Linked DNA regions of Homo sapiens: all the other regions are linked to region 1. A link is a contact called in ENCODE Hi-C or POLR2A ChIA-PET data. All regions are on one chromosome and are shown on one strand. Each heading gives the region's core, a stretch centred on a gene start or an enhancer-like site at or near the end of the contact. The rest is flanking DNA. Distances are from core to core; before and after follow the strand shown.

The links. Hi-C counts contacts between places; a loop is a spot of excess contacts on that map. ChIA-PET counts read pairs that join two places held with the same protein, here RNA polymerase II (POLR2A). Pooled maps may share reads with other maps.
Region 2: a loop to region 1 is called in a pooled map, with 1.9 times the contacts of the local background. The contact joins the enhancer-like site here to the promoter of IL18RAP in region 1. A Hi-C loop is called at or near these places in 3 of 37 single-sample maps with no recorded cell type and 8 of 50 pooled maps. POLR2A ChIA-PET finds 5 or more read pairs at or near these places in 1 of 52 experiments (SK-N-SH).
Region 3: a loop to region 1 is called in a map with no recorded cell type, with 6 times the contacts of the local background. The contact joins the enhancer-like site here to the promoter of IL18RAP in region 1. A Hi-C loop is called at or near these places in 2 of 168 maps with a recorded cell type or tissue (Ramos and left lung), 8 of 37 single-sample maps with no recorded cell type and 4 of 50 pooled maps. POLR2A ChIA-PET finds 5 or more read pairs at or near these places in 2 of 52 experiments (GM12878 and activated CD4-positive, alpha-beta T cell).

The regions. Positions count from the first base shown.
Region 1 is chr2:102,421,792-102,424,491 of GRCh38, reverse strand. IL18RAP (interleukin 18 receptor accessory protein) reads right to left here and starts at 1,332. Exons shown (of 10, transcript NM_001393487.1): 1 at 1,145-1,332; 2 at 357-681; 3 at 78-261. The coding sequence starts at 1,214.
Region 2 is chr2:102,113,590-102,116,289 of GRCh38, reverse strand. It overlaps a transcript of IL1R1 not described here. Among named protein-coding and RNA genes, the nearest start is that of IL1R1, 28 kb to the left of the region's middle. Within about 2 kb of position 1,394, at least 8 of the 41 ENCODE cell types and tissues checked have a DNase peak (open chromatin) inside an H3K27ac peak, as active enhancers do.
Region 3 is chr2:102,024,062-102,026,761 of GRCh38, reverse strand. It overlaps IL1R2 (interleukin 1 receptor type 2), which reads right to left. Exons shown (of 9, transcript NM_004633.4): 7 at 2,094-2,229; 8 at 509-651. Among named protein-coding and RNA genes, the nearest start is that of IL1R2, 33 kb to the right of the region's middle. Within about 2 kb of position 1,366, at least 4 of the 41 ENCODE cell types and tissues checked have a DNase peak (open chromatin) inside an H3K27ac peak, as active enhancers do; they include GM12878, where a contact is called at or near this core.

The DNA.
Region 1 (2,700 bases), core at 83-2,582:
CTTTTCCATGAAAAGCCCATGAAGAAGATACCATAAAAACAATGCTCTTATATTAATTTTAGAGAATTCACTCTTACCTTGTACCAGGTTACCGCTGGACTTTGTGCATCACTTTGGCAGCTGAGACTGGGGCAAGAAATAGAGCCAGTGCTCCCAAGAAGTAGGTCTTGCTTATGTGATGCGGAATACTCACAGGATGCATTTGTCTGGGGCTTAACTTCTAAAATCATCTTGACACAACAGGCTACATCATAGGGGCTCCTAGGAAATTAACAAGATCCTGTGAACATAGATATTTTGTCTAGATAATAGAGGATTTGGAAATGTTTTCAGATAGAAATGTATTTGGATCATACTTAATCATCTTGGGTCTACAAATATATGACCCAGAATTATTCACCCCTGGGGTCAAAAAGTGAAGGGTACATTTGTCCTGAATGATGTGAGGATAGCTTTTCCTAATGTCCTCTAATGGATCTCCATTCGAAGGTTGTTGGTACCATTGGACATCAGATAGGTCGTTACTACCCATGAAGGGCAGGTGCTCAGGGACTTGTTTTGGTGAGAGTCGATTTCTGTGGCAGAAATGTGATTTCTGTGGCTCTGGTAAATCACAAAATAAGACAAATTCCTCTTCACTCCTTGTAGAATATGTCCAAAGGAGTTTTTTTGTGGAACAACCTGAAAATCATAATAAACAAAGCACATGGAAACACATTAGAAAATGGAATTCTAGCTTATATTTACATCTAGTACTTGATTTAACAAGAGATCTAGCTTCCTTGTGTGTCTTTCTTCTTCACTGTCTATTTTGTAGGGGAAAGGAAGTGCCTGTTCTAATTCCCTCCCAGTGGACTCCAGCATACCAGCAGCAGCCCTGGTTTCCTGGAAAAGATGGTAGAACTCTGGCTCATCCCTCGTCAGCTGATCTCACTGAACACTCAACTACAGTAACAGGGTACCTCGACAATGCTTGGTATCAGCTGAAAGCTGTTCACCCTAATAATTCTCCTCTCAGTCCCCTTTTAATAGTAGGATGGAAAGGTTTGTATTAATATATCACACTGCTGATATATCAGGTTATCCATCACTTTACACTTGACCACAGACTCACAGTGCTAACATGAAAAGTGAAAACCCCTACCTGAAATATTAAATCCTTTAATTCGCTCTCCTGCAACAAGCCAAAGAAATATCCAGCCCAAACAGAGCATTGTTCTCCCGTGTTCCTGTCATCACTCCAATAACTTCATTCCTTTGCCAGAGTAGAGTGTTTTGAGATTCAGAACTCTGCCCTGAGTATCCCCTTCATTTCTGTAAATCAAGAAATGGGAAATGAAGAAGTCAGAACCAGTGAACAAAGTGCATCTCACACAGGAAGCTTTGAAAGGGCAGGTCCTACCCAAACCGGCCTTCACTTGCCTATAACTTACGTGAGTATTTCCAATGGTGTGTAGCAACCTTTTCACTTGTGTCATTTCTTACAAATCATCTCAAGCTCCCAATATCCCTAGGCTCTATGCAGTGTGTTCTTTTAATGCCATTTTTCCCCTCATTAATCTTTTTTCTTTGATGTGCTCACCTAGCATGTGTATTTCCATGAGTAATTTGAAAAGAGTTATGTTTAACTTTTCCTGAAAAAATGACCCAAGTTGAATAAAACTGTCAGATTTTTCACGGTTAGGAAAGCTAGAGATATAGCTCCTATTTATAAAATTTGAGAATGTTTGCATATACTAGTCTATTCTATTAGAGAATAGAGGCCACCTACCTCTCCCTGCCCCACATGCAAGAGGGAAAATTGTCACTGGATGGCACCACTATCAACTCTCAAATATGAAAGGGGGAGCAGGTCCCCTCCAGAGAATCAGATCTGGGCTGTGTCCAAAGGACTTGAGTCCCCTCTCTTGATAAGGCAGTCATGGGACCTTTCAAACCACTTACTTGAAATATCTTGGGGATCCAGCTGGAGCATTCCCAGGGCAGAGGGGTGGGGAGGCATATGGCTCAGAGCAGGGTCTCAGTTTCAGCAGCTGGAGGGAGCCTGGGGCATCTGTAACAAGCCTGGATTGTTTCTGTTGCCCCATAAGGGAGGGCAGATGAACTTCCCTGAGGAACCTCAACCTTTAAAAGTAGGCCAGGGCTAATGGAAAATAAAGAATGACAAACCTAAAAGGAATGCAAGGAGCAGAGCAGAGAGACCACCTTGGCAATCCAGACAGAGAAAGCTTGGAGGAGAGACTAGACATCAGTTTCAGAAGCTGCAGAGGAGTTGGGCATGAGAAGGACTGAAAAGTGTCCACCAAAGAGTCTTGGTTTGGCCACCAAAAGCTCAGCATGTGCAGCTGGGGTGAGATAACGGAGAGCTTCAGGGTGGAGAGAGAGGAGTAGAGGGAATGTGGGAAGCGGGGAAGAACCACGCCTGCTAGAGTCTGCATGATGCAGGAAGACAGGAGGAAGTGTTTGCTCATTTCTGGAGATGAGAGGGCCTTGGGTAGGATTCCACTGCGAGGGGAATGCGTCAGCAGGTCAGTGAGGACAAATACAAGTGAGAGTGAGGAGAGGGTGCATGGACTGCTTTCTCCCAGGAAGCCAGAAGAAGTGGGGTCCCTGATACCATGGGGAGATTAATCTTGGACAAGAGGCAGGTAGAACCATGCAGGTGAAAAGGAAAGTCTGCCCAGACCACTTTGTCCAGGT
Region 2 (2,700 bases), core at 145-2,644, 310 kb after region 1:
TACTTGCCAAGATTACGTGGGGGAACAAGAAAAGCCCTTAAACTTTTTTCTCAGCATGGTGGTTGAAGAGAGACAAACAAAGTGTTAGAAGCTAGAGAAATGGAGAGATGTCGAAAGCAGCAATGCATTGGGGGACATCTGAACCATCTCGACCCAGTGCAACGCACCCACCTTGTCAATGCAAAGTTGAAGATACTGCAACTATGCAACCTACATGGGCCACACAGTGAGACAGAAACACAATTTCCTTCTAAATAATCCAGATTCGCCATATAAATACTGCTGAGCAAGCTCCTATTTGCCGTTTGCTGCAAGGTTGGATGTCAAAACCTGCCATGCAAGGCTCCACTGCCTCCCAAACAAAGCCCAGACCACTCAGTATAGCATTCCAGATGCTCCTCAGTCTCCCTTGATCCTACCTTTTGGAATGTGTTCCTCTCCTCGCCCTTGATGTACCCATGTTTACTATGTGCCCATTTCCTTGCAAGTTTCCCTAATGTCTACCTCTTTTCTTGCTCGTGCAGTTTCCTCTACCCAGAATACAACCCTTCTTTCTCCTCCAGCTCAAGTCTTCTTCTTCCGCCTTCTCCCCCCTCCAAGGCCTATCCCAAATACTGCACCACTTCTTTAGGGTTTTCCCATCCCTCCGACCAGGAGAAACAGGCAACTATCTCTCCCTGCTCTGAAACCTTGAGGTTTTTCATCTCCCCCTCTCTGATGGCACTTTGCAGCCCCTACTTTGCATTGCTTGAGTTCTCTCCCCTGCTGTTCAGTTAATAAGCTTAAAAGTAGGCTGAGATTGAGTATAACTTGAACAGAGCAGATGTTTAAATATTTGCCAAATAAATGAAAGTGGCTACGTTTACACAACTTATATCCACAGTGCCTTAAAAAACTGAAAGCACACTTACTAGGTAGAGAGCCCTTGATAACTTCCAGTAACAAAGTTTTCTGAGGAAATGGTCCTAAATTTCCCCACCAGGCAGGATTTGGCAATCACTATGGACAGGCTTGGTCTAACCAGCTTCTTGTTTACTTGGGTAATTTACTGACTCGGCAACTGTCTACTTCTCGGGTCAGTGGTTCTCAACCCACATTACACTAACTGCACAGTATGATCACCTGAGGACTTTAAAAAGCCAGGCTGCATGCATTCCCATCACATCAGAACTTCTGGAGTTAGGATCCAGGCATCAGTGTTTAAAAGGCTCCCAGGTGATTCCAATATGCAGCCAGGGTTGACAACTACTGGCCTAGATGACAAAGAGTAATTCCATTCAGGAGACATTTCCCCTATTTGTATGTCACCGAGGCAGCAGCAATGTCCATTTTCAGCACTGACGTGGCAGACTGGGGCCCAGCCAAGAAAGGGAACTCAACTCCAGGGGCTTACATTCACACACACTGGGTTTCCCTAGAACAACAATTTACAATCAGGACATCAGTTCCAGACTAAAGTAAAGGTCTGCCTCTACTTCCAATCCAAAGCATTTTTTACCTTCCTATGAGCCTAGGTTCTATAGATATATGTCATATTTCCTTACCAACTTAAAATAAATTTCAACTGGAGAAAAAAAGAAGCTTAGAGTTCTGATCTTGCGGTTACATAAATCCCAGAGTTTGAGGTTGATGATAAAGATTCAAGCACAGTGAGTGATACCGAGTGTAATTTCCCACATTATCACAATAGCAAAAATGTAACCTCCCCTTCTCCCTGTGAGTCAGCCCAGAAACCCACTACGTTAATCTCGAGAAATGCTTAAACCTTGAGGGAAACTTATTCAAAGAGGTTGTCATGGCAGGTTCACATGAGACTTTTTAAATCAATTAAGTTCCAGTACACATTCCTTCACTGTTGACAATAATCACATATTTTCCCTACAGGAAAGAACCCCTGTGAACCTTCGCATGTGGTTTTACAGATTCTTTAGCAGACAGCTGATACTATTTGTGAAACCAGGTTTCCCCATGCATTCCACGCAGTGTGTTTAACCTTTCCAGAGAAACATCTACCAAGTCCCTACTTTACTTGAATTTGTACTTTATTATGATATGCATTTCATTTGTATTGATTTGGGCTTCAATATTACATACTGATCATTTCAGTAATCATATCTCTTTTAAAAACTAGTTTATGGGTACCATGCACCAATTTGGATAACTCTTAGAAGTGGCAGAAGAGAGCCTGAATGGCATGCTTGATATGAATGGACTCAAAAACCAGTGCCCAAATATGACTGCCTGAAGGACATGTGAGAAAGAGCTCTTCCATAAACTAGTGTTTCCCTTCCTCATGTTCCTTACTATTTTGGCATAATGATGTGTACAGAGCTGAGAGAATCCAACAGACCCATGTTCAAATTCTGACTCTGTTATCGATCTGCCGCGACTTGAAGAAACTCACCTGCTATTTTTAAGCCTCAGTTTCCTTAGAGACAAATCAAAAATCATAAAGCCTGTGTAAGGAACAGAGGCAATGTGAAAAGCTCCCAGACATCATGGGGAGGAGATGGATGGCTGCTGATCCTGGCCGGTTCTAGAATAGCAGATGAGGTGGGTACCCAGGCTCCAGGGCAAGGAGGCCGAGCGTCATTGGTGCAGCCTCCGAGACTGGCTGCTAATCAGCCTAGAGCGGGGCAAGCAAGATCAAGGAGACAGCAAATAAAATCGCAAGTAATGAAAAGTCCCAAAAAATTGTTC
Region 3 (2,700 bases), core at 117-2,616, 400 kb after region 1:
CTTCTTTTTAAATGTCCTTAAATGAACACTGGGTTGATTTGGCTGTAGCCTTGTACCTATTTCCGGTCATATAATGACTTTGACCCTAAAGCTGCCCTGAACCCTGGGTAGCTCCCAATCCCCAGCTCTTAGAGGATGAAGTTTCTCATCTTCAGGATAAAGAACAATCCACCCTCTTCTAGAGGCCATGCGAAGACAGCTGATTAGTGACCCAAGGCAGAGCCACATGCAGACAGAGTATTTCGAAGTTTACTGTAGAACCATTTCATCCATTTTCCAAAAATCAGCTTGCTATTTAAATTTTTCATTTGAGTATAATCTCCCAAAGTCCAGCCTCCACCCTACCAAAACTCTTTAAAAATGGGAGGTTTCTTTTCAGCTCTCCACTAGCAGACAATGCAAGGGAATTTCTATGGAATCATTTGGAGAACAAGTAGATTTGTCTAGTATCCATGGAACATTCAACATGTTATATTCTCCTATAGTGCTCCCCAAAATACATACATACCTTCCTTGACTGTGGTGCGTAGTGTCTGAAAACTCAGGGTATTATGGACAACACATTTAAAATCCATGTGCAAATCCTCTCTTGTGACAGGATCAAAAATCAATGGCACTTCAATGTAGTTCTCATTATTTTCTGAATATTCCCTGAGTTAAAAAAACATTCACTTAATTATGATTGTATCGAATGCAAGCTTGTCTTTCACAATGTAGACATCTAAACACTCTCCTTTAGAAGTACCCATTGCGCTTTTATTGTTTTCAAGTTTCATAAAGTTAGGAGCTCTTGCCACCATACTTGTGATTCATTTGGGACAGTTTCTAAGCCTGTCCCTGAAGGCCTTAGTGTCACTGAAGTTGGCGGTCACTGGCATCAAACAGTTGTTACACTACAGGGTTAGATAATGGGGAAGTTCATCTTTTAAGTCTCTTAATGAACAACAACAACAAAAAAAAACAGTCATGGGAACAGAAACGTCTAGTTTGAGGAAACTTGAGTCCCTCACCATTAAATCACTTGTATATTGAAGGGCAGGGAGTTTCCAGGACTCCAGCCCTCAGTGGTGCCGTCTCTTCTCATCTCTACTGCTGACTCTCACTCTGGAAACCTGCAGACAGCCCAGGGGAATGGCTGTGGCCAGGATAGCTGCCATTTATAGTGTTAGAGGAATCTGTAGACACCTCACTACTAACTGTTAGTGTGAATAAAAACACAGATGAGTGGATCCACTAGGAATATTTTTGTTCTATTTGTAGGGGGAATATAGGTTCCTTTAAGTAAGTGGATCATATGAGTAAGCTGAGATGGGCATTTAGTTGTGGCCAGGTCTTTTGCAATGAGAACTTGCAAGCACATGATTGTGCTACCCACACATAGTTTTTATCCACTAAATTACATCCAGAAAGATCTTTTGTGATAAGTCTTTCAAAAAACACAACCATTTGGCAAGCAAAAGCTCAGGCTAATTCAAAGTATCAAAACTGTAATTTTAAAAAGAGTTACAATTTGGAATGTTGAATGGTCTCCCTCACAGGCAACAAGTTCCCACTTACAAAAGGTCTGATTGTTCGAGTCTCAGAGTAAGAAAACATTTTCTAGAGATGACTGCTTATGAGAACTGAATTCTTTCTTTTTTTTAATTATTAACCTCCCTTAGAGATTGTGGCAGCCCACAGCTCCCTGAGAAACAGAAGAGGTACTATAGATACTGTGGCTAGGTCTCAGGGTCTTTTTAAGGGTTTATGAAAATGTTTGATAGTCAGGTTGCAGAGTGGAAAATGGAAAGATATGAACTCCAAAATATTTTTTAACTTGCGAAAATAAAAGGATCAATGTTTAATGAAACAGCTACAAAATGCAACATCAATACCAACATGTCAACTGCAACTCAACTTTTAAGTATTTACAGAGAAAGTTTGATTCTCAAGATAATTTTTAGCAAAATACAATTTTTTAAATTCTAAACATCCAACAGTTTGGAATCAAAAAAAGTAACTTTTAATGTGGTATGTGGGTCATAGTGATAACTGTCTCCAAAAGGAAGAGCGAAACCCACAGAGTTCTCAACAGAAGACCCTGGCCCACTTACTGGCGTGGCCCCTCGGTCACGCGGCCTCCCGGGTAGGCGCTCTCTATGTGGGTGTCATTGGCCGTCCACCACAGCATGGTGGTTAAGGGTGTGCCGGTTCCCAGAAACACCTTACACGGGATTGTCAGTCTTGACCCTGTGGATGGCAAGGCACAGCACGTCAACTGCAGAACCAGCACCTCCCACCCACCAGCAAACCTGAGCCCTGAGTCCCTCCTCGGCTTCTCAAACACCCCTCACCACCCAATTCTTTCCTTGGTAGAAAATTTAGTTTTCTCAAATGATTCTGTTCACACAGAGCTTTACTGTTTACGAAGTACCTCTGGTTCCTACAACTGGTCTTCATGGCAGGCAAAAACCAAGAGGCACCTGAAGTTAAATGGCTTCACCAGGGCCCCTGCGCTCCCACGGGACATGCTAAATTCAAGCCGACTTCCTCTGCCCCTCACTTCAGTTACCTCAGAAAATCCAGATCAATGTGTGGATTCTTTCTCTTTGCCTGAGGCTGGTCTTGGCTCTAATGTTTCTCCTGGGAACTCTCCATTCCCAGATGACTCTGACTGGGGATCAACCCTTCTTTAAAAACTCGTGTTTTTTTTGTTTTGTT